2 separate regions of the Mus musculus genome follow, and region 2 is linked to region 1. A link is a loop called in an ENCODE intact Hi-C map of the cell type or tissue named here. Cell type or tissue: gastrocnemius. All regions are shown on one strand. Each heading gives the region's core, and the rest is flanking DNA. Links, peaks and the distances in the headings are about the cores only.

The links. A loop is a pair of places that touch in the nucleus more often than their neighbours do. Peaks named below come from ENCODE experiments on the same cell type or tissue, not always from the same donor. Only the 100,000 strongest peaks of a DNase experiment are listed, where the experiment ranks them.
Region 2: a loop joins it to region 1, with 2.2 times the contacts of the local background. A loop is called at or near these places in 3 of 42 quality-filtered maps.

What each region holds. Positions count from the first base shown.
Region 1 is chr4:134,696,439-134,706,180 of GRCm38, reverse strand. It overlaps Man1c1 (mannosidase, alpha, class 1C, member 1), which reads left to right and starts at 1,891. Exons shown (of 12, transcript NM_207237.3): 1 at 1,891-3,236. The coding sequence starts at 2,712. In gastrocnemius, for the core only: no CTCF peak of the experiment used is centred there; DNase peaks (open chromatin) are centred at 2,624, 2,989, 3,290, 4,075 and 1 more place; H3K4me3 peaks cover 3,706 bases; H3K27ac peaks cover 2,878 bases.
Region 2 is chr4:134,594,927-134,604,668 of GRCm38, reverse strand. All of the region lies in intron 2 of Man1c1 (mannosidase, alpha, class 1C, member 1), which reads left to right. Gm42326 (a long non-coding RNA gene) reads right to left here. Exons shown (of 3, transcript XR_881492.3): 3 at 9,275-9,742. Among named protein-coding and RNA genes, the nearest start is that of Gm42326, 7.6 kb to the right of the region's middle. In gastrocnemius, for the core only: no CTCF peak of the experiment used is centred there; DNase peaks (open chromatin) are centred at 4,368 and 7,183; H3K27ac peaks cover 5,171 bases.

The sequences.
Region 1 (9,742 bases), core at 686-8,685:
CACACATACTCACTCACACATACACATTCACACATACTCAAACACTCACACTCATACACACACATACTTAAACACACACACTCAAACACACACACTCATACACATTCACACATACACACACACACACACACACACACACACACTCACTCACACACTCCGTCTCTGTCTCCGTGCCCCCCAACCCCCTCAGTGCAGACAAGCTGACATTAAAGGCTAGGTCCCTACCTCCTTCCCCAAGTATATGCCAGGACTCTCCTGTAGGATCCACTGAGAAGCTTGGACAAGGGAGACGTGCAGGAGACCAGGCTAGGCCTCTGGGCTACTGCATTAAGGAGCACACACATGCTTATCTCATGCACGAGCTAACTCCAGGGAACTGACTCCTGCCAGCCAAACTCATAAGAGACTGAAACATTTGAAGTAGAAATTTACATATAAGCTAGGTGTATTGGGAGAAATTATTCATCTCCGGTGACCAAAATATTTGCACCTGTTAGCGACAGTAGTCTTTTATCTTTTATTTTCAGCAGAGAGAAATTTATATGCCAGGGGTATTTAAATGTCAGGAGTGGGCGTGCTGGCAATGGTTTGGCCAGGGTTAGAAGCAAGCCTCAGTAGCCCATTTGCAGAAAGCCTCAGGGAAGAAGAAAGATTTATGAGGTGAGAGCCTGCCTGGGCTGCCTCCTCTCCGGGAAAGGCGTCCCTGCAGTATTTTCTGTCTTTCAAATTGCAGCTGAAAGCAGATATTTTCCCCCTTGCCTATTATACCTCTTAATTTGTCTCTCCCTATGCTGTTGTCTCTATAAAGAGTTTTGCATGAGAGACCCACACAGCAGTGTTATTTTGGCCCCCGGTGTGAGGTTTAACAGCAAGGGAAGGACTAAAGTCCACGGATGCATGTGTCTTGGGGCAGGGGCACACGGTGTCTGATAACACATGCCGGTGTATGTGTGGGCTTGTGGAGGTGGCTTGGGTATGCCTGTGCACGTCAATGTTTTGCTTATATAGACCTGTCTAGATACACTTTGGCATAATTGCTAGGGTGTCCGTGCTGAAATTAAGTGTATATTTGCATGTAAGCACACACCCACAAGGTAGCCTCTGTATGCATAAAAATGCAAATGTTCACATACATGCATATCCTATGTATGACCCGTGCATATGTCCAGGTCCCCGCCTCTCTCTCTGTCTGTCCCTCTCTCTTCTTGCTTCTCATGTTAGCATCCCTCGCCAACCCCACCCAAGGGCCTTGGCCACATTTTTGGTGGCGGTTTGCGAGGAACCCTGGAAATACTGATTCAGCCAGACATAACCACAGCCACAGCTCTCGGGTTTGGTCCAGCCATCCCCATCCCCCCCAGAGCGAAGCAGCTGTACTACCGCGGCTGGTCTGAGCTCTGGGCATCCCTGGCTACCAGCAACCTGGCAATCCCCGGCTGGTGCTGAGAAGTGACAGGGTCGCCCAACGATGGGCAGCGCCTTACAGAACAACCTGGTCTCCTGGCCCTTCCGGGGGGAGACCGAAACACAGAGCGGCGCTAGGCGGAGGTGGGCGGTGGAGGGGGCGTCTCGGTCTTTCGGAGTCCAGCGAACGCTGGGCAGAAACCAATGGGTGATTGTGGCCCATCGGGGATCCCTCGGAAGCAGCCAATGACCTCTCTCCGCTCTGCACCCCGCCCTCTCCACAGCGCGCAGCTGGACCATTGGAGCTAGCAGGATGGGGGAGCGCAGCGCCAGCATTTGGAGCGGGGGGCGTGGCCCAGACTGTGACCCGCCCATCTTTCCCGGCTAGGTTCCCCATTGGCCGAACTGCGGTGCCGCGGCGGGCGGAGAGGAGGGGCGCGAGGCGCGCTGTAGGCGTGGCCTGAGGGCGTGGCTGGCGGGGGGCGGGGCAGCGGCGCTGTCGCAGTGAGAGCCGGAGCAGCGGCGGCCCGTCTGGAGCTGCGGCGGGTGAGCCTGCGCGGCTAGCGGAGCCGCGGGGCCGGGAACAGGTGATCGCAGCAGGAGACCCGCGCCCTCCCGAGTTGCGGCGCCGGAGCCAAGGCTTCCTGGCTCAGCGGCAGGCCCAGGGCTGACAGAGGCCAGCTGCAGGCTTCGCACGCGCTTCCCGGGTATCCCTCTCCCCGCGCGAGCATCTGAAGCCCCTGGGTCCCGCGCAGCCTCGGGAGCGGCAACCGCGCGCGGCGGAGCAAAGTTGTGGACGTGTCCCGACCGCCGGGCCCTGCGCCGTCACCACCGGCTGGGCTCGCGCTCTAGGAGCTGCGCTCGCCCTGCAAGCCCCGGGGGTTCCCTTTGCAAACTGCTCCAGAGGCTGAAACTTCGGGTGCCGGCGGGTCGGGGCCTGCGTCCTGCGCACCCTCCGCGAGGGCGTCGCGGACGGCATGTGACCACTCCGGCGCGGGAAGGCGCGGGAGGGCGCGGGCTCCGTGGATCAGGCGGAGGGCAGGCTGCGGCGCACGGCGGGCCCGGGCTCCAGCCGAGCAGCCCCCCTCGCCCGGGCCCCGCCGAGGCCGCCGCGCCCCCGCCCCCGCGCGGGAGGACTCGCTCCAAACTCCCTGAACTTCGGGCGGGTCCCGAAGCGGCGGCCTCGAGGTGCGCAGCCTTGCTCGGGGACCCCAGCCACTTCACTCTTGCTCCCCACCCTTGAGGACTCTGAGGACTCCCGGGGCCCCGGGCGGAGCTGACAGCCCCCTCCTGCTGGCCGCGCCGCGATGCTGGTGAGGAAAGTGCCGGGTTTCGTCCCGGCCTCGCCGTGGGGGCTGCGGCTGCCGCAGAAGTTCCTTTTCCTGCTCTTCCTCTCGGGCCTCGTCACCCTGTGCTTTGGCGCCCTGTTCCTTCTGCCCCATTCCTCTCGCCTCAAGCGCCTCTTCTCGGCCTCGCGGACCCAACAGCCCGGCCTGGAGGTGATGGCCGAAATCGCCGGTCACCACTCGGTGTCAGAGCAGGAGCCGCCTCCCAACCCTGCCCCTGCGGCTCCGGCCCCGGGTGAGGACGATCCCAGCCGCCTGGTCGGTGTTCTCCGTAGGAAAGGGTGGCTGCGGCGAACCCGCCCCACCGGGCCCCGGGAGGAAGGCAACAGGGTTGCAGCCCTCAGGCCGCAGGAAGAGAGCGTCCGGTTCACTTTCGACTACAATGGTTTCCGCAGCCGCCTTCGACACCCGGTCTTGGGGACAAGGACTGATGAGAGTAAGGAGTCCCAGAGTCTGGTGCGAGCTCAGCGAGAGAAAATCAAAGAGGTAAGCACCCCCCCCCCCAACACACACCTCCCGCCAAGACTTCTAGCTGCAAGCGATTCCCCACCTTCTTGGCCTCTCCTGGCTCCTGGTCTGCCCAAGACCCTTCAGGCAGGCCGCAGCACCGCCCCTCAATCCGAAGTTACTCTCTTTGCTTGGTGCCTACTTTAGGATAACTAGGTTAGTTCATGGCTCCTACCAACCTCCAGGTGGATTCCCCCCCCCCCCACCACCCCCGTCCCCTTTAAGTTCCTAGCCCTGGTGGGCTCCAGGCTTTCCCTGATGGGTTGCTAGTAGGAGTGGATTTTAGGTCCTTAGTTTTCGTTTGTACAGGAGGGAGCCACTAGAAACCCTCTCCCTCCCTGTGTGCCTTTTAAGTCTTGACTTCTCCTAAGCTCCAGCAGGCTCTGGAAAACCCAAGACATGTGAGGTATTTGGGGTCCTGTTTTGTAATCTCTCGGCCTCTTGCAGACCAGAGATCTCGAGCATTCCTGCTAACTGCTTCTATCGAGCGTTGCCACAATTGTACATAATTGCATGTGAAAGACGAAGGAGTGATCAATAAAGCAGTGGGAATGTTACAGAAGCTCCGAGGTTATTGGCTTAATGAGGCGGGTCTTGGACTGGTTCCCCGTAAGGAGTGGGCCGCAGAGGGATTTAGAGGGATCACTAGACTTGAGTCACAGTCTTAGTTTTAAGACATCAAAAACAAACACGGCTTGGAACTGGCTTGCCGACAATTTGCCAAGAGGCCACTGGTACCTGAGTGTTCTGCCCCACCCCAGCTAAGTGTGGTCTGTGAGAACTGCGTGGCCAACATAGCAGCGGGAGCTGCAGTGACACCCCCAGGCCACAAGGGGGCTGTGAGCAAGCACTGGGCCAGGGTCTCTTCCCTGGAAAGAAGAAAATGCTTTTCCTGTTCCTGGGGACCCAGAAGGAGAGCATTGCTCCAGTCTGGACCTCCTAGGTTTACTGTAGGAAGTCAGCAGGGCTGTTTCCATTTCTAGAGAGAGCAGGCAGCACCTTTAGGGTCTCTGCTGCCAAGATGTTCCAGAGCCATTGGAGGACTTGGCTACCCTCTTCCTCTGTGGGAGCTGTCCTTCCTCCCAGGATCACCATTTATGGCTGCTGGTACCCTAAGGTGCTGTGCTGAGCCCTGTTTGAGATTCTGTATGAGCAATCACAGGTCACGGGGGAACCACACATGAGCGAAGTCCTTGGTGTGTGAGTGCTTGTGTGTGTGCACGTGAGCAACTTCAAGTCCACAATTTTCACTCAACTCTCAAAGGTTAATCATCAAAGACTAGAATTTATAACAGTTACTCGAGAGCCATCCTCTCTGCCCTTTCTGTTATGGGGCTTCTTCTCTTCCATTCACCCGGGCCACCTGCCTCTCCTTTTCCTGAAACTGTCTCTTAGCACAGTCCTTCTTTCCCACTCTTCCAAACCTCCATGGTGGGCCACAGCCCCCAGTGAAATCACACATACACCTCGTGCATGCCGTCTCTCATGGGATGCCTAGAGCTGCCAAGAAATTGTCAAAAAGATCTCCAAAAGCATTGGGAATTCTCCAGAGTGGGAGAGGTAGAAGGAGCCACTTCTGGGCTAGAGCCTTCTGAGAGCCTCCCTGGTAGGGCATGGCTGGGGGGTGGGGGGTGGTGGTGGTGGTGGAGCATGGGGGATGGGGGACATGGTAGGCTGGCTCTTGGAGGGGATCTTGGTCCTGCCCATGCAGAGACAGCCTTTGTGACTAGCAGAGTCTGGTGCTCCCTACTTGCTGCAATGGCTGGGGCTGGTAGAAAGGTGTGAGCACTGTAGGCTGTGCAGGTGGGCGTGGTAGGGGCTGGTAGGAGGTGTGAGCACTGTAGGCTGTGTAGGTGGGCATGAGTGGGAGGAGGGCCCCATGGTGCTAGGTATCTGGATGTGTGATGCGGTCATCATTGCCTTACACCTCTGGTTGTAGCTAGAGGCAGGCTTGTGGTTCCTTGCACCTGCTGTTCTATAGCCTCCTTGCTCTGTCTGCAGACTTCAAGCTCCTCAGAGAGGTGGGCTTGGGGCTGTATTCACAGTTATGTTTGGGGATCTGTGGTCTTCTCAGGCTCCTTGACTTTGAACCCTGCCCTATGTCCCTATCCTGAAAGTGGTGGCTTAGAAGGTAAGACACAATGACTGTCTTTGTTGTCCCATCAGAGGAGGGCATCTCGCTGGAGGTGTCTATCCACGGGTCTCCTTCGGTTTCTCTCTGTGTCCCGCCTAGGGGTGGGTCATTTTAGAGGTACCTGTTTTCCGAAAAGGGACTGTGGCATTTGTCTCTGGTTTGTTTATCTCCAGACACAGATTGATTAGACCCAAGGAGAAGAGGAGAGCTAGCATCAGATAAAAAGAGATCTGTTCTTATACGACGAGGTTTTTGAGAGTGGAAGTAAGCATTAGGACAGAATCAGAGAGAGTGACGGATGAGAGTGGATGGAAACCGGACAGACACTCAGGCTCAGGAGCAAGTAAATGTCTTTGTGAACATTCTGATGTGAGAGATGGATATGGCTGCTGATAAGATGGGTCGAGGTCACAGCTTCTGGTTAGACACGTGTCAGGGCCTACTTAATCACCTCCTTATCCTGGGTTTGAAACCGTAGGTGTCGGAGATGGGGGGAGGGATCGAGAGAACCCCTGTTGGCGTCTTAGCTCAGATGTTAACTGTCTGTCTTTGGGTAAGCCACACCCCTTCCTGCAGGACTGGATGAAGAAGAGGTGATAGGTTGTTGGTGGATGAGGGTCTAGCTTTGGCCCCTCTGTAGACGTCTAAGCCAGCGAGGGAGGTCTCAGCATTGTACTTCCTCCTTTCTTGTACCTCTTGGTCCCATTGTGGTCTAGTGGAATCATGTGGTGATGGTTTTGATGGTGGTGATGTTGTGTCCCTGGCTTGTACCCATGAATAGCTATCTAAATGTCCATTAATCTAGTTATTCCCAGCACTCAGGTTGAACTTGGGGGAGATGGGGTTGAATGGCTTGCAGCTTGGGCTCAAGAAGGGCAAAGATGGCTAGAATGCATAACACAGCTCTGAGGGCCATACAAACCCACAGGGGATGCTTTCTGACATTGTGGCATGATGTCACCTACACAGGTGTTGGGATGCATTCATAGCTGTCCTGGGACATGTTTGATAGGGAATGGGAGTCATTGTCCATTGATGAATGAATGGACTGTGGATTCAAATTCAGGCTTCTCCCAACAAGAGTTGGGAATGGGCAGCCTGTTAGCGTCACATCGCAGGGAAATAATGTACAGTTTTGTTCTCGTGATGGTAGGTTGCTGATCTGAAATACCCCCATGGGTAGCTCCCAACGAAGGGGGCTTTTGTCAGAGGCAGTGGGCAGTACGGAGCCATGGTACTGGGCACTGGTGTTGGGTATCCCCCTAGCTTATTAGTTACTTTTGAAAACAGTTCCAGGAAGGCTCATCTCTTCTGGTTCCTCTTCCCAAAGTGCTTGTCTAGGCAGAGAAGAACTTGGATTGAATTTCTGCGTCCTTGACCGGTTAGCCCAGGACTCTCGTGTGCCACCTCACAGCAGTCTTGCAAAGATTCCATCCTGGGTTCTACTCCGACCTTGGTCTGGGTCTTGGTCTTGATATGGTAAAGGCAATGACCAGGACTCAGGGGCACTCTTCTCTTCCCCATGCCCCCACGCCCATGTTTACCACTGTGTTTATGGATCTGCCCTATACCTAGGATCTGGTGTGACATTTAGTTGGCCCAGATACTTGAATATTGATCCAGCTTTATGAAAGATCTGTACACTGGGCGGGGGGAGATCTGTCAGTTGGAGAGGTGCTTGAGGACCTGAGTTTGAGCCTTAGAAGCCATGTGAGGAGGCAGAGCTTGGTGACATGTCCTTATCTTGGTCACGGAGAGGTGGAGACAGATGGATCTTTAGGATTTACTGTCCAGTCAGCCTGGTCTACTGGGCAATAAAGAGACCCATTGGTTTTTCTTGTCAGGGTGTCTGTGTGTAGCCCTGGCTGTCCTGGAACTCACCCTATAGACCAGGCTGGCCTCGAACTCATAGAGATGAGCCTGCCTATGGCTACCGAGTGCTGGGATTAAAGGCATGTGCCACCACTGCCTGGCTAAGAGACCCATCTTTAAAAAATAGAAAAAAAGGCGGGTGTGGTGGCGCACACCTTTAATCCCAGCACTCGGGAGGCAGAGGTAGCTAGAACTCTGTGAGTTCAAGGCCAGCCTGGTCTACAAAGTGAGTTCCAGGACAGCCAGGGCTATACAGAGAAACCCTGTCTCGAAAAACCAAAAAAAACAAACAAACAAAAAAAAACAGGTTAAGTGAGCTGTTGCTAAGCAGATGCCCTGATTTTGATCCCTGAGACTCACATGGTGGAAGGAGAGAACTGTTTCTAAAAGTTATCCCTGACCTCTGCTGAGAAACCGGGGTGCTGAGGCACGTGCCTCGCACCTGTCCCCATAGGCAAAAGAAGCTGCTGGTTTTTTAAAAAAGAATTATTTATTTATTTTATGTTTACCTGTTTTCAGACACACCAGAAGAGGGCATCAGATCCCATTACAGATGGTTGTGAGCCACCATGTGGTTGATGGGAATTGAACTCAGGACCTCTGGAAGAGCAGTCAGTGCTCTTAACGGTTGAACCATCTCTCTAGCCCCTGCTGTTTGTTTTTTATTTTTATTTATTTATGAAGTGTTCTTTGTGTATATGTGGTACATGCCAGAAGAGGGCATCAGACCCCATTACAAATGGTTGTGAGCCTCTAGGTGGTTGCTGGGAATTGAACTCAGGACCTCTGGAAGAGCAAGATCCAGTGCTCTTAACCACGGAGCCATCTCTTCAGTCCCCAAGAATTGCTGTTCTTAGAAGAAAAGCAAAAGTAAGATGGGTAGCACAGACCACCTGAGGTTGACCTCTGGTCTCCATACGCACACATACATGTGCATGTGTGCCCTCCTCCTAACGTGCACCACATGTGTATGAACACACAAAAATATCTGCAAATGAACAGTTAAGGTTGCTGATAGTTGAGGCTGGATCTTTGCCCCAAGAGCACCTGGGATTTCCACAGTGGGGGGTGGGAGGGTGTCTCCAGTCATGTTTAAGGACTGAACAGCTCTACCCAAGAGATTGGCTAGACGTATCAGTAATTTCCCAAGGCTAATTTGAAGGGGTGGAGCTCCTTGAGGGAACTCTTTCCTGCCTGGATAGCAGGCACCTGAAGGATCCCTTTAATTATCCCAAAGTGCCTTTGGCTTGGCAGGACGTGTCCATGGCTCTACCCTTGAGGCCTGCCACCTCAGGCCTCCAGGATACTGCTGACTGTGACAGGCGATGGTGTCATCTTGTCGAGTGATCTTTGCTTCTCATTAGTAGGCTGGTTCATTAGTCATGTGTAGTTTCTCGGTATCTTTGATTTATCATCCCTGGTACCGGGGACAGGTAGGAAAATTAAAAGGCTCTGTGTTCTTTGTAGCATGTGAGTATTGGAGCCTGGGAGATGCCCAGGATAATTAATATTAGGAATGGTGCGGATCGAAACAGCTCTGCCTGGGAAGAGCTGGCTTGCAGACCACTGAAGATCCTTTCAGTCTTCCTGCTCCTCCGTTTCCTACCTGCCTAGCTGTGTAGTTCATTCATGTAGATGGGGACAGGCTGTAATCACTGGACACATCCCTCAGGAGACTTGCGTCCTGAGCACAGCCACACCCTTCCAGTCCTTCCTCACCCGTCAGCCACCGCTAACCCCTGCAGATCGCTGGCTCTCAACTTTCTCTCTGGGTTGCCAGCCTTTTGGGGGACTGGACATTAGAGAGGTGATTACTTCCTGGGTCTGGCATCCTTAAGTTGTCCTTAGTGTTAGATAAGAAACAAATAAGAGGATGCCTGTAAAGAAATCAGCTGTTTATTTCACAGTCAAGTTAGCAGGGGGTGGGGTGAGAATATAGATTCCCTGAGGTATTCAGAGTAACTGATTTACATCCGTGTTCACAAGATGCCTTTTCTCCAGCTTTCCCGCAAGACTGATCCATTACCCCACCAAAAATAAATATTGTGATATATATTAGGCCTTGCTCAGAGGGTCTTTACATCTTTTCTGTTATTGGAAAAAATAAATCAGGCTCGTAGATGGCAGTCCTGGCACAGGGAAGCTGCTGGGTGATCTCGGTGGGCCCTGGGCCTTGTGAGTGGCAGTGCTCGGCCTTCGGTACCTGGCCAGTTTGCATCCCGAGTTAAGGGCAGGGTAGGGGATGGGCCAGGAGTGTTAGGAAACTCTGCTTCCTGTTATGTGTCTGTTGGCCACACCGGTGGTGGCAGCTTAGCCGTGAAATGGAGAATTTGGGAAACAAAAGACTGTTGTTGTCTTGAATAAAATCATGGTTTATTACACGTTTGACAGACAGGGACCACATGTGGAGCGTGGCAGAGTGTCATGAGGGGAGTGTGTGTGTGTGTGTGTGTGTGTGTGTGTGTGAGTGTCTGGCCGT
Region 2 (9,742 bases), core at 825-8,824, 100 kb after region 1:
CTCTCCCTGCTTGCTGATGGTTTTTGCAAGTTATCCCAGAGCATCTGGAGCTGATCTAGGAGGGCAGTGCCCAGCCTCTCCAGACTTGATTTTTGTCCCGTGGTGTCTTAATGATTTGAACTAAGCCTTTCATTGACTGGCAGAAACAGATTACATCTGTGCCTCCGAATCAGATCTGTGTCATTTCCTCCAGCATCCCCACGCTGGTACAGAGCGTGACAAATACTCCGGGCTTTGACTATTGAGAACTGCCCTGGCCGGGGTACCCTAGATACCCTGCCTCTCAATCTATGTGCACTGTGATGCAGTGAGTTGCCCAGGCTCCCATCCTTTTGTCCTCAGAAAGCCATTCGGACACCAGCATGAGCTCAGGTTAGCTGTGGGTGATACCTATATGCCACCTAAGATGACCGTTTGCTTCAGTAATGAGCCAGAGTCCCGTTTCATAGCGTGAATCGGGTGACCAGGGATGTTTAGTGACCTGGCCGCCCCCTCCTCATCATGCATGGGTCAGCATCCCAGGCCTGTCCCTTAGCAAGAGTCAGTCTGGATGCATGGGTCAGCATCCCAGGCCTGTCCCTTAGCAAGAGTCTAGTGGTGGGTGCTGCGTGTGCTCAAGAGTCTCTGTAGTAAGGAAGTTGTTGGACCTGGTGGCCTACATTGGGAGTCAGAGGCAAGTCTATCTCTGGGTTCGAGGCCAGCCTGGGGTACATAGTGACACTGTCTCAGAGTCAGGGAAACAGAGAGGGAGAAGGGGAGAGTGCAATTGGCTTCTGTCAGAATCTTGAATGAATGCTCTGGGAACCAAGAAAGACAAACCCCAGGGCTGTTGGCTGGGTGTCCCCACCCTCATCTCTCGATGCTGACCATGCTTGCTCCTCAGTCCTCTCAGCTGGTTCACTCATGACTCAGACCCTGCTGCACAGCCAGCATCCTCTTGGGTCTTTGATGGTTCTGGAGATAATAACAGGGCAAGACCTCTGCCTTCCTGGATCCCATGTGTCAGGGAAGTTTGGCCTCCTAGGAGCGCATCTGGAGCAGATAATGGGACCCAGAACGGTGTGGGGGCGGGGCGGGGGTGGGGATGGGCATCAGACCTGAAGGCAGCTACATGGTATTCATGCAGGAAAAAAAAACAAACAAAACATGCCGGCTGGCCCTGTACTGGGATGAGAGTCCCCAGGCCTCCAGGGAGAGATAAGTTCCTCACACACAGACAATGCCTGACAAGGAATGGCACTGAGGCCCCAGGTAGGACTTAACACCAGGCTGCAGAGAAGCATCCTTGACCGCCTGCACTAGGGACCTCTGCACAGTGGTGATGCGGAGGTCCTCTGGGGCAAACCCTGGCTCCCAACCCCTACTCTAAGACTTTTAGCTGACTCTAAGCCACTGTCTCTCATCTGTAACCACAGTCTCTTTGCCAAGTTGTCAGAAAGCGTGTGTGTGTGCTGTCAAGGCTCAGGGGTACCCCTTAGGGGTAGAGTATTTGCCAGTGTGTGTGAGGGCCTGGGTTCTGTCCCCAGCACCACAGCCAGGAATGGCAGTGCAGCCCAGATGCTGTAGCCCGAGTTCTGTGGGCTCTCTAGCCCCCAGGGCAGCTTAACAGGTAGAGGTACCATTGTTCCTTTTATACAGATAGTGAAACTGAGGCAGCACATGAACACTAGAGTCAAGTTTCCTTGGTGTCTCCAGAGTTCTACCCATTCTCTGTTGCTGGAAGGACTGCCCCCAGGGACTCAGCTCTGTACCAGTCTCTCCACCTCCCTGGCTACTTCTGCCATCTCCGTGTGTATCTTGGGGGTAAATGGGGCCCCTCTGATTGCAGTCTAATGAGTATTCATCTGGTTATCAGATCCACACATCTGTGCTGCTTGGCTCTGGCCCATGGAGTAAGAGGGAATGCATAGTAATCAATACATAGCCCTGTGTGGCCATAGTGTATGCCAGACAGGGTCTGTAACTGCACTGGGATGAGGAGACCCTCCCGTTACAGGCAGATTGAGGCTCTCCTAGCAGGATAGAGATACAGCTTGCTAACTATGCCGATCTGCAGGAGGGTGAGAGGCCTTAAAGCTTAAGTTATTCCTGCCAACACACACATGCACACACACACACACACACACACACACGCACACGCACACGCACACACTTACACAACCCTGAGTGACTATTGGGCACACCCCAGACTCATATCATAGCTCTGCTGAAGGTCTCTTCTGGGTCCACTCCAGACCACTCTTTATACAGCAGTCCATCACATCTGGTCCTAAGCTAGCTAGATCCCCTTCCCATAGCCCCCATGGCCCTGTGCAGCCTGGGTGTGACCCCCTCTCCAGCTGCTGCTTTCCCTCTTTCTCCATGCCTTCTACTTGCACGGAGAACTTGAACCATCACAAACTTGCTAGGATTTCCCATCCTCCGGTGTATGCAGAGCGTGCTTGCTTCCTGCCACACCTTGCCCTCTCCCCTCCGTACTCCTTAAGCTCTTATCAAATGGACACAGCACTTCCTAACCAAAGCGCACCACCCTCCAACGCAGCCCCATTCAGCTACCCTCCTCCCCTGTGCTGTAGACCTCTGCCCCTGCCCTCTGGCTGCCCGTAATCCTATACATGAGGTCTCAGAAGACACTGTTAGTAGAAAGGGGTGTTGGTTGAAGAGGGAACTCTGCAGATTTTAGGAGGTTGCCACCTGTGCTGGGGTGGAACTTCTATATGACACAGCTATTTTAGGGCCACCACTCTAGTAAGAAAGCCCCATTCGCCTCTGATTCACCAAGCCATAGTGAGTGTGTTTCTTCGGTGTGTCACCGGGACCCTGCCTGGGCTCAGGGAGTGTGTGTTCACATTCACCCAGGAGTCACCCAACACTCGTACAGGAGCTTAGGCATGGGTCGTGGCACCTTTCTTCCCATGGAACTCCTGTGCCAGGCCCCAGCACCCTGAGAGCAGAGTGGGGCTGAATGGATGGATGAATCTTGAATAAGTGACTTAATCCGACAAGCCTTGATCCTCATCTGTGAGATTGAGACAATTTGAGAGCTGTCACGAGGCTTCAGAGAGCAGTGTGTGGCACTGCAGTGCCTGGCAGGAAGTGAGCACGGGAGAGGGGGGTTGGGGGGGAGGCAGTTCTGATGAGGTCTTGCTGGTCATGGGTGTTTATCAGGTTTCACACTCCACCGGCATTCATTTCCTGGGGTGTCAAAACGGAGCCAGGATCTGGGAGCATCATGCAACTGGCGTCTCCTACTGTCATCCCATAGCAGAAGAGCAACAGAGAGGGAGGGGGCCAGATTCATCCACTGACCAGGACCCATGGCTGAGATAACTAACTAACCAACTCCTGTGATAACTGCATTCTTGAACAGAGGCTAGATACACTGTAAACAGAGACTGCAGGACCTCCTTATCTCCTAGGTCCCACCTGCAACACTGTTGCATTGGACTTTATATTCCTAGGATGTGGGCGGCACCTGGAACCTTAGCAAAAGGCATGCCAGGCACAGAGACCTGTGCAAATGGATGCCCTGAGCAAACCCAGGGTTCTGCTGGCAATATGTGGTTGGGACAGAGCATCCCTTGCAGAGTGGGTAACAGAGGTATCCTGCGGAGGCTACAAGGCCTGGACTGCATCTTTGCTCAATGCATCAGGAGTTAGAACAGAAGGAACGGGGCCTTTAAATAGGCCAATGGCGTGGGCAGAGCAGACTAAGCAAGTGTTGTGTTTCTCAGCTTCTAGCGAGTTCTGGATTCCGGGAATAGTTCCTAATAACGGTTTTCCTCCCAGAATCTCCAAGAAGCTTTTGCCTGGAAACAGCCTCTGAGAGCAATTCGAGTGACCCAGGAAATAGCATCATAAACATTCCAAGAAAGAAAGAAAAAAAAAAGAAACCCAGACCACGTAGGAATAGAAAGGCTACTGTGTGGGTGGTATGCGCTGGAATCCCAGCACTCAGGAAGCCAAGGCAGGAGGACCAGTTGCTTGAGGCTAGCCTGGGCTACTTAGGGAAGGAAACAGAAGCTTTCTGTGCAACTGAAAGGCTTCCTCCTACAAAACAGTGGTTTTTTTTTTTTTTTTTTTTTGACAGTGTGCCATATGCTTTGTGGTGTGGGCGGGGGTAGGGATGGGGCAGGTACCACTTTAGTGGATCTTCCTAGAAACTCATGTGACAGAACTTCCCAGGAGCCTTTGTTGCTCCTGAATTCAATGGTTATTTGATGAGACCGTCAGATCAGACAGGTCAGGAATTCTCAGAAGGCACAGCATGGATGGCTCTTCTTTGCACCTTGTGCGCAGGCGCTCAGCTGCGTAGGTTGGAGGCGGAGGCTTTTCATTCATGTGTCTGGAATCCATGCCAGTTGTTGGCCAGACCTCTGGTGGGACTGTCAGTCGGGATAAATGTACATGGAGTCCTAGTGGCTGTCTTGGGCTCCCCGACAATATGGCATCTGTCCCTCACAGAGGCAGGAGAGCTGCCAATTTCTTAAGGCTGGCCTAGAAACCAACATATCCTCACATTCTTTATTCTGTGGGTCCGAGTCATTACCTGTCCTGCCCAGGTGTTGGGGTAAAGCCAAGCAAGGAGCGTCCACACCCCAGGAAGCCTCACTGTCACGGGCAAGCACTGCCTTTGGTCCCCATCTGTAAAAATTCCAGTCTGCCACACACAGCCACCCTGCTCTCTGTGGCAGCCGAGAAAAGATGTCCGTGTTGTTTCACTGCAGATCAAGAGAAGTCTCTGCGGATTGTATCATTAAATTAAACACAGCCATTAGTGCGTGGCTCCGGGGAGACGCAGTAATAGGCGAGGCCTTGGGTCATTTTTTTTCCTTCTAAATGTTCTTCCGGGAGCTGGAGTTGCCCAGCCTGACCCATTTCTCTCTGTTAATATAACATCACATAAAAGACATCATTATTATACGGCAGAGCTGGTGGGGACACAGACCAGGCAAGTAGCTCTGTGAAGGTGGCCCTGGCCCTGAGAGGAGGTGCTGGGGCCAGAAGTTCTCACTCCTCTCAACAGGCAGCTCTGTGTGAGGTGCGGTGAGGCCCGTGGAGGCCAGAGGATGAATGGTCTTGAGTGTTGATCCTCTTTGGTGTTGTCCAGCTTGGGTTTTGAGACCTAGTCTGTCCTTGGCCTGGGGTTCATTGATTAGGTTAGACTGACTCTGCACTGAGTCCCGGGCAGCCTCCTGTCTGTCATTATTCCACAAGAATGTCTGTGGGTGGGGTAGGGAGGTGTGTGTGTGTGTGTGTGTGTGTGTGTGTGTGTGTGGTGTTTAGACAAGGCCTCACTCTCTAGCTCTGGCTTCCCTGGAACTGTGTAAATCAAGCTGGCCTTGAACTCATAGACATCAGCCTACTTCTGCTTCCTGAGTGCTAGAACTAAAGCAGTATACCACCACTGCCAGCAAGAATAAAGGCTAAACCTAACCCCAGCTCTCCCCAGCACAGGGACTGTAAAAGCGTGCCAACCCAGCTTCTTCATTATTACATTTGTTTGTTTGTTTGTTTGTTTGTTTGTTTGTTTGTTTAGTGTGTGTATGCTTGGGGGTGAACCAACAGGAATGGGGGTCTTTATGCCAGAGGCACCAGGGATTGTTTCTCAGAGAACACAGCAGAAGGTGCAATGTCATGCACACAAGGCTATGGGAGTCAGAGAGGTGCCGAGGGCCATCGAGGTGGACCCAGGCTGCCACAAGGGTGGTGGGAGCAAGGGTTGGTAGAGGAGCATGTATGAGGAGACCCCGGGAATGGACACTGGGCCTTTGCGCAGAGCTCTGGCCTTTAGGCTGCTTGGAAACAAGACTGCAAGGTTCAATGTGAGAGGGACAGAGAGACAGAGGAACCCTCTTTAACCTTTGAGCATTCATTGGAGAGAAAGATACAAGGAAAATGGCCCAAGAGAGTGTTGTGCACATGCCCTGAGTGGGAACAGGTTCACGGGTGGAATCAGGGAAGGCTGTGTGGGAAGCAAGCTACTAACCTATCATGATACAGGGAGATCATTTGTACAAATCCATGAAGGCAAGGGCAATCATGCCTTAATTGTCCGGGTACTGGGAAGCCATGCCAGGGTCCCGGATTCAGGGAGACGCACCACCGGATCCAGTTCTAGGAAGGCAAGACATATGAAAACGGAAGCAGTGCTGAGAGCTGGTGCTTAGAGGTCAGGGGTCAAGGTGGCCCACACAGCAGATACTCGGGACCACCAAAAGCATTGTGGAGGGGCTGCCCAGGGACAGTCAGGTGCAGGGGCCTGATGACAGGGTATTGTGTACACACCCACATTGTTATCCCCCTCCATCCCACGAAGCCAGCAGTATTGTGGTGCAGGACCTACAATCTCCCATGGGAGGTTTCTGAAGGCTTCATTCCATGAACCGGCCAGAACAGTTAGATGACAACATCCCTTCTCCCACAGAGAAAGGACCACACTTCGTAACCCTTCCCTACGTCCTAGCTAGGCTACAGTTTCAAGATGGACAAAGGAATCCCAGGGAGCAAAAAGCAGCGAACTGGTTTATCAAACACTGTGTTCATCTAGCAGGGGCAGGTGAGTGTATGGCGGGTGGGTTATGCTCAGGGACCAGAGAATGGCTCTTCAATGCTTCACCCAAGGGTCTTCCCCTTCATCCACAGATAACTTTGATCCTTGGAGCAGGCGTGCTGCTGGGTCATGCCGGGTCATGCTGGATTTGGAGCCAGTTCTGCTTGCTGGGTCTCTGTTCTTTCTAGCATGTTCCATTGTCTCCTGCTCTGACTAGGTTATCCTGTGTAAAACAAAGAACTCAGAAACGGGGCTGGGAGAATAGGCTCACCCACAGCCCACTGTAGTAGCAGCCCCAGGAAAGGTCTGGCTGCTGTTGTGAGCCCTGTGGGATCTTTAGGTATACATAGGTCATGGCCTCGCTCCTGGCGACTCTGTTCCCTGTGGAAACCGTCCCATCTGGCACATAAGGTTGGGCAGGTGATAGGGCCTTCTCCGTCTTCTAGCATGGGCTCTGGGGTAACCCTGAGGCTGAGGGAAAGGTTCTCAGTAAGTGCCTTGCTGGACCCCAGCCCGGCCAGGTGCAGGGAGAGGGGTGGGGCAGAGACCAACCAAGCCAAGAAGCCAGAGCCTCAAGCCAGAGCAGCCCTCACCAACAAACCCAGCCGGTTTCTCAGGTGTCCACATCAGATGTCTGGAGGTGTCATGCGGACAGCTGGTCATGAGGAGCCCTGGTTGAGCTCCAAGAGACAGAGGCCATTGAGGTGAACAGGTGGCCCAGGGTAGGAATCTGAAATCAGAGACCTTGCCGTGCCCTGGGGGAAAGGACTGAGCTTCCTCCCAGTCCTGGCCTGGAGCTGAGTGCTAGGTTGGGTGAGCGGGTAGGTCCCTTTGCTCAGAGTTGAGAGGCCACCCTGGCAGTGGAAGCTTATCACCCCTGGGCTGGCTTAGTCCTTGATAGGGCCTCATCTGTGAGATGAATGAGTGACCTAGAAGGACCTCAGAGTCCCTCCAGACCCTTCAAACACAGGGCCCCATGTCACCAGGTCCTTCAGTGTGGGGCCTTGCTGGAACCTTGCCTGCCCTGGCACCTTTTAGAAGGGAGGTGGCCGGGAAAGGAATACCTGACTGGCTTCATGGCTGTGGGAGGGGCAGACAAGCTCCACGCCAGCTTAAGCCCTAGTCCAAGCACCCAGATGCACCCCTTCCTCTGTGGCCAGCCCTCCCTTCTGTGATATGCCCGTAACAGCTGTCCCTGCCTTTACCCCACTCCTCCCTCCCTCTTCTTCTCTCTAGTTCTTTTTCAGGCTGTGCCTGTATCACACCACGCCTTCCCATGATCCAGTTCAGGGTTCTCCATGGGCACTGCCAGCACAAGTGAGCAGTTAAGGCCACATGGGCAGAGAATTCCTGGGTGAGGGGGCACCGAGGCCAGACTAGACCCAGTGGGCTGTGCAGAGGAGGGCTGAGCCTGTGCCTCCTGCCCCCGAGCTTGTGCAGAGGCACAGTGGGAACAGCCACTCTTCTGGGGGTCATGCTGGGTCCGCTGTGCCCCTTGGTTTCATCTGAGTGAGTCCAGCCAGCCACCGATGGAAAATATTTGGGAGGAAAGTGTGTATTGAACTTGAACTTGATCTTCTTTTCTCTGGCTCCTAATACAGTGTGCTAGGGACTCATCTGACACTGAGTCTTATACCTCATCTGAAATGAAATAGAACACATGGGAGAATTGCCTAGGTCCTATGCAAAAAAATAAAAAATCCCATTTATATATGGGACTTGAACATCTACAAATTGGCACATCAGAGGAGAGTTGGGGATGGTGAGGACAAATGATGGGGACAAATGATCTCAGGACCAGCGTCAGGGTGGTGGGGGCAAGCAGGTAGTTTTCTGTGAACTCGCTGCCCTGAATAAGAGGGAGTGTGAGGACTGTTGGGTTGAGCATTTGTTTGGCTTCTTTGTCTAAACCGTCTTCCCGTTTCCTTTTTGATATAAATAAATCTCTTATTGATAAAAATAACCCAGAAGAAATAAACCGCACTTCGGCCCAGCACCCAGAGATAAGCCCTGAGCCCCGCTGCCTCCAGCTTGGACCCTAGAGGTTCACTCTTCACTTTGCAATAAAAGAGCTTGTGCCACGCTACCTTTGGGGCTTTCTTGGCTTTGTGCTTGAGACCGTACACGTGTGCATGTGCCAGGTGGCTAGGTTGGCGGCCACTGGGCTCCAGGGATCACCCGATCTCTGCTCTCCCAGCGCTGGGGTTACAGGCCTCGCCACCACGTCACTAACCAAGCTGTCTACGACACCAGTTCCGGTTTTGCTCTTTAATCTCTTTTTGTATTGTTTGAGAATTTCTTTTTTTTTTAAAGATTTATTTATTTATTATATGTAAGTACACTGTAGCTGTCTTCAGACACTCCAGAAGAGGGAGTCAGATCTCATTACGGATGGTTGTGAGTCACCATGTGGTTGCTGGGATTTGAACTCCTGACCTTCGGAAGAGCAGTCGGGTGCTCTTACTCACTGAGCCATCTCACCAGCCCCTGTTTGAGAATTTCTTACATGCCTATAGTGTTTGCTCAACCCCATCCTCTTCCCTTCGCCTCCAATTCTTCCCGTCTTGTCCTTCCCAGTGTCCTCTGCTCTTTTTGAAAACCTGCCGGGTCCACTTAGCACTGTCTGTGTTTACCTGAGGGTAGGAACATCTACTGGAGCGTGTGCAGTGTGTGAGCTGCTTTTCTGTTGCTGTGATAAAACCATACAAGCCAATGTAAGATATGGAGGGAAGAGTTTATTTGAGGTTATGGTTCCACGGCAAAAGTCCATAATGGCCTAGGAGGCTTGGCAGTCAGAGGCCAGAACAGGAAGCTGAGAGACTGCTCCTCAGCCACAGACAGGAAGTTGAGAGTGAGAACAGGAAGTTGACCAATGCTATAAACCCTCAAAGCCCAGTGATGCACTTCCTCCAGCAAAGCCGTGTGTATCTCCTAAAGGTCACATAAGCTTATGTCCATAAACAGTGCCATCAACACAGGACGGGATGTTCAGGCTAGAGTCTGAGGGGACAGCATCTCTGCCGAGGACAGACTCTCCTCCTCTGGCAGCCATCAGTTGCCAGTAGCTCCTTAGCTAGGGGTGTGATGCCATGCTGCAGTCTTTCTGGCTTGTTCTTGTGCAGTTCTTACGCATGCTACCCCAGCCACTGTGAATTCTTACGCATGCTACCCCAGCCACTGTGAATTCTT